Regions from separate parts of the Homo sapiens genome. Here region 2 is linked to region 1. A link is a contact called in ENCODE Hi-C or POLR2A ChIA-PET data. All regions are on one chromosome and are shown on one strand. The core of a region is the stretch at or near the end of the contact, and the rest is flanking DNA. Distances in the headings are between cores, read along the strand shown. Region 1 holds the start of TPPP3 (tubulin polymerization promoting protein family member 3). Region 2 overlaps ATP6V0D1 (ATPase H+ transporting V0 subunit d1).

Region 1 (4,738 bases), core at 285-2,784:
GGGGGAGCAGGAGGTTGGGGGCTAGTAGCGTGGGGGCTGTAGAGTTACGAACCCCAAGAGTCGTGCTGGCAAGTGGGGCTGTGGCTGAAACACACTTCATCATGTCTACACCTCAGACCTCCCCTGGCCACGCCCTGAACTTGGCCACACCAGCCCACATTCCCAGCGACCCTGTGCACTCAGCCCTGGCCTGCCACCCCCTGGGCCTTGTACCCCTGGCCATACCTTCAGCCCTCCATCCTCCATCTTCACACCCACAGCCACAGCCCTCGGCCACCAGCCCCCACATATATACTAACAAGCCTGCGCCAACCCCAGTAATACCCACAGTCCAGCACTAAAGTGCCCCCCACACCCACAGCCCTCCGCTGCAGACCCCTGGCCACACCCTGAGCCTACACAGCAGCCTTCTCCATCCCCACACCCGCAGCCCTGGGGCTGAGGCCCCTGGCCACAAACCTGCATCCCTTCCTGAGACCCCTGACCATAGCCTCAGCCACTCACCCCCTCCAATACCCGCAGCCCTTTATCAAGGCGCCCTGACCCTCAGCACCCCTTTGTCCACACACCCTCAGCCCTCTGGCCACACCCTCAGCCTGCACTGAAGGCCCCAGTCCACATCCACACACTAACATTATAAGACTCCCAGGTACTATGCGGAGATCCCCTGCGTAGAGACCTCCCCACCACATCCCCCTCCTCCACTGCCACCTCCTGACCACACCCTCGGTCTCAGCAACCATCTTCTAGCTCTGCCTTTTACACTAGGGCTTCCAGTGACCACGGCCTGGGCTCTGCCCGGCTGCCCCATCTTCCACCAAAAACTCCTCGCCAGTGACCACACTCCCATCCCTAAGTGGCAGTTTCTGGGACTGTGAGCACCGGTGGTTCCTACGTTACAGGGACCATAACCCCAGTCCACGCTGCACTCCCCTTCCCTTTCCCTGGGTGCAACCTCCCACCAGGGACCCCAAGACCCGCACTTGGTTCACCAAGGGTAACGTCCAGGGGAGCTTGGATGCCACAGGGTGCTTGGCCCAAGCACTGGGCGGATCCTGCGTGCAGTGCTCACTCCTGTCCGTGGAAAGATGGATTCTTGGTCATCTCAGCGCGGTCAGGTGGCGCTGGGTTGCAGGCCGCAGCCCCATGGGTCTGCAGGCCATGGATGGAGTGGCCACACCCGTGAACTGGAGCCACCCGTCCCGCTCCCACTGGGACAGCTGGAGTCATCAATCAGCCGGACCAGGAGGTGGGGGCTGCGAGGTGGAATGCTTGGGGCCAGGGCAGGGCCGCTCAGCTGGCTCCTCGGCTGGGACCGCCGGAGGTTGGGACCCTTTCCAGGCTGCTCCCCCCAACCCTCATCGTGCAGGATACTGATTGGGGTGGCGGGCATCTGGGTCTCCTATGGGCTTCTACCTCGCGGCTGCTCCTGAAGTGTGCGTTCGGAAGGACAGAACGACGCAGGAATGGACCGATGGACGCGGGAGACCAGGCGGCTCCGCAGCTCCGCTCCCTGCCGGCTCCCGGGTGGGACTGCAGCCCAGGCGGCTCCGCCGTATTATCCCCTGTTTCTCGGTCTCCATAGAGACGGCGAGTCCCACCCCCGAGGCTGTCTCGGCGGGAGAGTGACCAAGGTCACGCCGGCCCCGCCCACGAGGCCCCGCCCTCCCCGAGACTCTCCGGGAGCCGCATCCCGCCCCTCCCCCGCAACTCCGCGGTCCTCGCGACGGCGAGACCAGCGCTCTGCAGTTCGGGGCGTCTTCGGACGGCCCCCTGAGGAAACAGCCTCCCATCCTGGGATGTGCCTAAAGCTCTAAGCGGCCCCAATCTCCAGAAGAGATCCAGCTCCCCAGAGAGTCAACCAGAGGCCACTGGGGAGCTGCGCGGGGCATTGGTGGGGCTTGGGGAATCGGGAAGGAGCTCTCCCTCAGTGACAGGGGTATACGGTTGACTCAAGAGCACTGCCATCCACTGAACGGATGGCACCCCCAGGCCACAACTCCCGTGCTCTCTTGGGTAGGATTCAGAGCCTGGAGCAGTGGGGAAGAAGGGAGGGGACTCCCTACGAGCGAATCGCGCTCGCCCAGCCCCAGGATGCTGGCATTCGACGGCAGCCCTGCTGCCGGGGAAAAGCTGCGGGACCTCCTGGCTCGGCCCCCTCCTTTCGCCGCCACCTCCCCACGGCCTCGCAGCCTCAGCGCCCACTGCTGCTTTCGGAGCCCAAAGCCTGCTTTCTCTCGGCCTCCCAGTGCAAAGCCCATCTTTAAGAAAAATAACCTCCTCCAGGCCGCCTTCTAAGGCCTTTCCTAACCACGAGCCGCACGTGAGCACCTCCACAGGGCAGCCTGGGTGGCTACCTACTATACAGGGACCTCCTCCCCGCCCCCGGTCCACTGGCCAGGGTCGGGCTTCTGGATGGCCCGTGGCCCCTGCCATTAAGAAAGTAAGCGCGACGTCCGCAAAAGCATAAAAAAGTTTATTGGAGCATCACAGCCGGTGGGGCGGGTATTGCTGAGTCGTGGGGGAGGGAGGCCGATCCCGCCGGCCGTAGGGGCCCCTAAAGTGCACTCGGTGCGGCAAGGATGGGGTGTTGCATAGAGAGTCAGGCCGGCCGCTCTAACTCGGCCCTCCGGCCTCTCGGCCCAGCTAAGCCAGACCAGCCTCCCGGCCGCCCGGCGCCCTGGGCTCGCCGCTGCTCGGGCTCACGAAAACGGCGGGCGCACGCGCCTGCCGCGCCAGCGTGGGCTGTCGGCCCCGGCCCCGCGGGGCGGCCAGAGCGGCGCTGCCCAGGCGCGTCTGCGCCACTGGAATCTCGTCCACGGACTCTGCCGACGCCGAGTGGTAGGCGCCGGCAGGGCCAGCGGCGTGCACAGGGCTGGCGTCCGCGGAATCCGTCGACGAGCTGGAGCGGCGGCTGGGGGCCCTAGGCCCTGCGCAAGGGAAGGGAACATGAGCCCAGTGGCTGCGGCTCGCTTGTGGCTCTGCCTTCCCCTCCCTCGAGTTCCCAGAGCAGGACCCGGACAGGGAGAGGCGCTCACCCGACGCCGGATCCGAGGTCTCAGACGTTCGCACTTTATACACGCGCCTCTTCCTCTTTTTCTGCAGAGACACGGGGGAGCCTGAGGGCCCCACATCGCCAAAAGAAGCAGAGGCGAGCGCCAGGGTAGAGGCTTCTTTCTATCCCACTCCACCTGGACCGGAGGCCCAGCACAGTCCCTCCTACCTGGGGTCGGATCCGGGGAGGCAGGGCGAGAGTGTCTGGGGAAGAGGGTGGTGGAGGTTCCGCTTGGCCACGGGTGGCAAGAAACTGGGAGGGACTGAGGGGGAAGCAGGAGGGTAAGCCTGGGGCCTGTTCCCCAAATCCCTCCCCACTGGAGGTGCTGAGAGAAGCTTCCCTTCCTGTTAGCTCAGAGAAGGGCCTGACCCATGCCCCGACCTTAGCCTACCCCCTTCTCCTGCCTCGATGGCCCTGCCATGCTAACTGGAGATGCCCAGTGGCACATGCCCAGGTTGCACTCACTTGGCATTCACTGCTGCTGGCCCGGCCTGGCCAGGGGGCTCTGGGCGCATATGTCTGAAGGTCCGCATGTAGAACTCCATCTCCTGGGGAAGGTGGAAGTCAAGGAGGCTGGGAGGCCAGGTGTGGCTCCCGAGCCTGCTGAGCCCTAAGCCCACGCAGTCCTGCCCTCATTGGCCTCTGTGGGATATCTCAGGCCTCATGCCAGGCTCCCAGCCATGCTGGGAAAACCCCATCTGTAGGGTAAGGCTTAAAACACCCATTTCTGGCCCTTGCCCCATCCCCAGGTCCTTACCTCATCTATTCAGCCTCTGCCTCCTGCAGGAAGGCTCCCAGCCCCCATGGGTCTATAGGCCCAGTTTAGAGAGGCTCAGCCAGGGAGTGGTGGGAAGCTCAGAGCTGCCCGCACCTGCTCCTGGTGTCCCCAGGGATCCAGCCTCTGAACCAATTGTTTTCCCCTGGCTGAGAAACAGGCCTGAGTGTGCATCCACCAGCTCCCGCAGAGCTGAGTCCTGGGCACACCCCTCGCCCTCACAGAGGACCAGCCACGATCCAGGCTGCCGAGAAGGGGCTGCGTAAATGCACATGCGGTGGTCTCCCTGCCACTACACCAAAAGGGAAGGTAGCAGGTGGTGGAACAAACAGAGCCGCAGCCCCACTGAGCACCAGGCTTATGGGCAAGCCCTGATCTTCACAGCAACCCTGAGGGTGCAGACGCGACCCCTGAGAGCAAAGGGGCCTTGAGGCCAGGGGGTTGCAGGAGTGGCCTAGTCCTGCACCCCCGCCCGCAGGACTCGCCCCAGCTTTGCCCAGAAGGACTCCAGGTGAGGAAACAAAAGCCTGGGGAAAGCAGGCCCGGGAAGGGCGTGGTGCGAGATGGGGGCGGGTCCCGGGCGGGGTGGGAGCCGGGAGGGGTTGCCGGGAGCACCCGGACAGCTGTCGCCAGTTCAGCAGCCGTTTCCATGGAGACGGAGGCGTCCTGACTAATGCAGAGAGGACACTGTAACAGCAAGGCCGTCTCTAAAACAAGCCTATGTTTGGGGGCAACGGCTCCAGAGAGGGGCCCCTCCCGCATTCCTGCTGGGGTGGGGGTGGGTGGCTGCCTGCAGGGCCCTGACAGATCTGGGGGAGGAGCCCAGCCAGCGGCCCCGCCCAACCTCTGCCCTGGCTGCTGCTCTGGAGAGGGGTGTGGGGGCGCCAGCCTGGGCCGAGGAGCGCGGG
Region 2 (4,198 bases), core at 520-3,019, 71 kb after region 1:
TTCTCAGTGAGAATAAGCAGGTCAGGCTGGATCCTGGCAGGAGCATCCTGCCAGTTCCACGGTGCCTAGAGCCAGCCCAAAGGAGAAAAGTAGGAAATACTCATTTTGCTTTGACCTAGGCCCTGTGTTTGGGCTCGTGGGATCAAACCTCATCTGGGGCTGTGAGCTCATGCACTGTCAGCATAAAGTCCCATTCCCTGCGGCTCATAAAAACTGGACAGAGGCTGGGCGTGGTGGCTCATGCCTGTAATCCCAGCACTTTGAGAGGCTGAGGTGGGAGGATCACTTGAGCCCAGAAGCTCAAGACCAGCCTGAGCAACACAGAGAGACTCTGTCTCTACAAAAAATACAAAGATTAGCCAGATGTGGCAGCATGTGCCTGTGGTCCCAACTACTCGAAAGGCTAAGGTGAGAGGATCACTTGAGCCCAGGAGGTCAAGACTGCAGTGTTCATGCCACTGTCCTCCAGCCTAGGTGACAGAATGAGACTCTTTCATGAAAGAAACAAAGAAAGAAAAAAGAAAGAGGGAGGGAGGGAGGAAGAAGGGGAAAAAAAAAAAGAAAGAAAAAGAAAAAAGAAGAAAAAAGAAACTGGACAGAGCAGCCCAGGCCAGAGGTAGAGTTAATCCATCCCATACCTTTCGCTGGCAGAGCCAAGAGGCTTGGTCCAGGCAAGAAGATGGCAGAAGCAGTAACTATACAAGCTGGTCCAGTACAGCACCCCCAGGACCCCACCCACCCTGCCTTTCAGCCCTCCCCTCAGCGGCCCTGCTCAAGGGCCTTGTGGGACAGGTGCGGGGGCAACAGTAACATGCCAGAGTGAGCCAGTGCTGTGGACCTGGGCTGGCCCCTGGGAGGGACGTGGTCACCTGCTTGACCACACAGTGGAAGCTAGGTCCAAATGACTGAAGCCACTGGGGGAGGTGGGAGGCATGGAGCCTGGGCAGATACCGAAGGGTGACATTCCAGGACCCTGTGCTCTCCCAGGCCTTGTGATATGGTATCTAGTTTGAAGGTTAAAGGGTTGGGGGCATGGGAAAACAGGCAGAGCTGAACCCATGACCTGGCAGCCTCAGGGCCTTGTGTGCTACATCATGGACTGCAGCTCATCTGTATTCATCAGCTCCCAACCCTTCAAGTTTCAAGCTAGATCCCATGTGGCAAGGCCTGAGGAAAAGACAAGGGCCCCAGAAACAGGGTCCTTTTTGCATGACTACCCGTTCCTGAGTTGGGGGCCAGTTCACAGAGATATAGTCCAGGCATCCTTGAGTGAACAAATGGAAGAATAGATAAAGGGGGAAAAAAATCAAAGAACATAGAGTGATTGGTCAGGAACTGCCAAGACAGGTGTCAGGAGACCATAATTACGCCCTTGGGCCTTACCTTGGACCCAGCTTCCCAGATGAAGAGAGCTGGATAACGGTACCTCCAGGAGCCTGTCCAGCTATGACACTGTTCTAGCCTCGTCAGGCCCAGACCACATTGACTCCCTGCAACCCAGCCCCTGAGGGCCACTCAGGGGCTCCCAGTGAGACCAGTGGCCTGGATACCCATGGAACAGCCTCAGAAGAACTGATGACAGCTGCAGGGGAGACCCTGGGGCTGTGGAGCCTCTGAGTGGCCACCAGCACAGGGACAAGGGCAGGCAGTAAAAGCTGAGTTTCAGATGACTCCTCAGAGGGAAAAGCCCCATCCACCAGCCAAGCACGAAAGCCTCTGTTGAGGTCAAGGCCTGAAAACCATTGCCTGAGCATCCAAAGTGGGGCAAGGTCTGGGCAAGTGCCCAGGGCCAGGCAAGAGCTGGCCAGGAAAGCAGTGTCCAGCACCAGTCAGGGCTGCTCCTCCACATATTCCTTTCCCCTGCCACCAATCTGCCCAGCGGTCCTCAGGACCACACACATTCACACAGGGGCAATCCCAGCACTGCCCCTTGTGCCTACTCCTTGGTCCTTCAGGGGAGTTGCTAGGTTTGGACACACAGAGCAGGTGCCCAGGCCACAAAGCAGCAGCCTAGCCTACTAAAGCACCCTTCGGGGCCTTGACTTTCCTGCCTCTGAAAAGGAGGAAGACCAACATTCTAGTGCAGGATAGATTTTTTAAAACATCAGCCAGGGAGTAGGTGTTGGATGAGGCAGACGCCAAGGAGCCCAATGGAGAGGCCTCCAAACTGGGGTACAGGGTAGGAGAGACTTGTCAATCAACTGATAACCCATCGCCAGCCTGACCGTGTGGACCTGCAGTGCTTACATGGTGTTCAGGTGCCTGGTTTGGCCATCTCCCGGAGTCACCCTGCATATATGTACCTATACATGCCACATACATCCTACATGCCCCTCAGAGGGAGTGCCAAATGAGGTTGAGGAGAGAGAAAAATTCATCCTCTGTCCTGAAGACAAATTTTCCCTCTCCTGGAGAGGCCAGGGTGGCAAGACAAGAGTGGTGACTACCTAGGGAGGTGCATGGTTCTAGGAGCCTGAGAAGTGTAGCCCTGATCCCTGGGCTGCCTCAAGCTCCTACTTGGAGCTCCCAAGACCCATGGGTTCATAGCACACTGTGCTGTACCTGCAGCTCCAACTCTGAGCTGCTGGCATGACCCAGGTGAGGGTAAATGAGGACGGTGTGGTGGGCAAGGCTGGAGCAGCCTGCACTGGGCACCAAGGCAAAGAGCATCAGGAAATGTCCCCTGGCCTTCTCCTTCCCAACCCAGGAAGATAGGGCACAGGGAGGTGAGGATGGGTAGAGGTACACAGACAGGAGACACTAAGCGACAAGCCCTACCTCATCTGAGAAGGCCAACTGAGACTTAAGTGAGGGAAGTAGGGCCCAGAGCAGAGACCCAAGGGACAGTGCTGGTGGCAGCTGCCCCACGGAAAAGCAGAGAGAGAGCCTGGATGACTCACGGGGTCCAGCCACACCTCCCTCCCCAGGCTCCTTGAGAAGTGGAGTGATCCTGGCGCACCCCCTTGTGGTGGGAGGATGGCATTGTCCACAGCGAGGGGCCCCTCTGGTGGGAAGAGGGTACGCCAGCTCCAGTTCCCCTTCAACACATCCCTCCAATTTAATCACTGCCTCAGACTCCTGGTCAGCATCTCCCAGTCATCAACCTCTGAGGGAGTGGGACTACAGGTACCCACAGAGCTATGCAGGAATGTCTCATAAAGAACAGGAGTTGGGCCAGGCGCGGTGGCTCACGCCTGTAATCCCAGCACTTTGGGAGGCCAAGATGGGCAGATCACCTGCGGTCGAGGGCTCGAGACCAGCCTGACCAACATGGAGAAACCCTGTATCTAGTAAACACATACACACACACACACACACACACACACACACACACACACACACACACACACAAAATTAGCCAGGCATGGTGGCGCTTGCCTGTAATCCTAGTACTCAGGAGGCTGAGGCAGGAGAATCACTTGAACACGGGAGGCGGAGGTTGCGGTGAGCCAAGATTGTGCCATTGCACTCCAGCCTGGGCAACAAGAATAAAACTCTGTCTCAAAAAAAAAAAAGAACAGAAGTTGGCCGGGCACGGTGGCTCACACCTGTAATCCCAGCACTTTGGAAGGCCGAGGCTGAAAGATGACTTGAGCCCAGAAGTTTTGAGACCAGACTGGCCAACATAATGAGACCTTGTCTCTACCAAAAATAAACAAAATCAGCTGGGCGTCGTGGTGCATGGTTTGCAGCCTAGGTGGTCAAGGCTACAGTGAGCCATGATGGAGCCACTGCACTCCAGCCCAGGCAACAGAGTGAGGCCCTGTCTCAAAAAAAAGAAAAGAAAAGAAAAGAAAGAGAACAATAGGTGGATATAAGCCTGGAAAGCCAAACCGGAGACCACACAGACCTGAGTCGGTCATAAGGAACTGGTCTGTCTTGCATGAGTGAAGACAAAGCCTTCAGAGGGACAAGGCTGAAGAGGACGTGGAGGGAAGCATGGGCATCCTCAGCCCTCTACACTCTTGCTCTCCCTCTCAGCCAGACCCTCCCAAGTCTCCAATTCCCTTTATCTAAGTCTCAACTCCTTTTGTCTCTACTGCCTAGTATGTGTCTAATAAAAGCAAGTGCTTAATAACTCAGAAACAGGGAAATCTATGATATGGTGCATCCCTGGGGTTGGGGGGTGGGAGACTTGGCTTTTCCTCCCCCACACCCCCAAAGCCTAGTACTCAGCCAGTGCCAGTAGAGCTGTCAT

What was found. A loop is a pair of places that touch in the nucleus more often than their neighbours do. ChIA-PET counts read pairs that join two places held with the same protein, here RNA polymerase II (POLR2A). Pooled maps may share reads with other maps.
Region 2: a pooled map shows a loop between it and region 1 (2.1-fold over the local background). The contact joins the enhancer-like site here to the promoter of TPPP3 in region 1. A Hi-C loop is called at or near these places in 4 of 50 pooled maps. POLR2A ChIA-PET finds 5 or more read pairs at or near these places in 4 of 52 experiments (OCI-LY7, RWPE1 and activated naive CD4-positive, alpha-beta T cell).

The regions. Positions count from the first base shown.
Region 1 is chr16:67,391,964-67,396,701 of GRCh38, forward strand. It overlaps TPPP3 (tubulin polymerization promoting protein family member 3), which reads right to left and starts at 1,535. Exons shown (of 4, transcript NM_015964.4): 1 at 1,417-1,535. ZDHHC1 (zDHHC palmitoyltransferase 1) reads right to left here. Exons shown (of 12, transcript NM_001323627.2): 9 at 3,521-3,603; 10 at 3,224-3,317; 11 at 3,039-3,099; 12 at 2,189-2,930. The coding sequence ends at 2,647.
Region 2 is chr16:67,463,027-67,467,224 of GRCh38, forward strand. The region is part of intron 1 of ATP6V0D1 (ATPase H+ transporting V0 subunit d1); the gene reads right to left. Among named protein-coding and RNA genes, the nearest start is that of ATP6V0D1, 16 kb to the right of the region's middle. RefSeq lists enhancers at 2,409-2,909, 2,910-3,410. Within about 2 kb of position 1,770, at least 8 of the 41 ENCODE cell types and tissues checked have a DNase peak (open chromatin) inside an H3K27ac peak, as active enhancers do.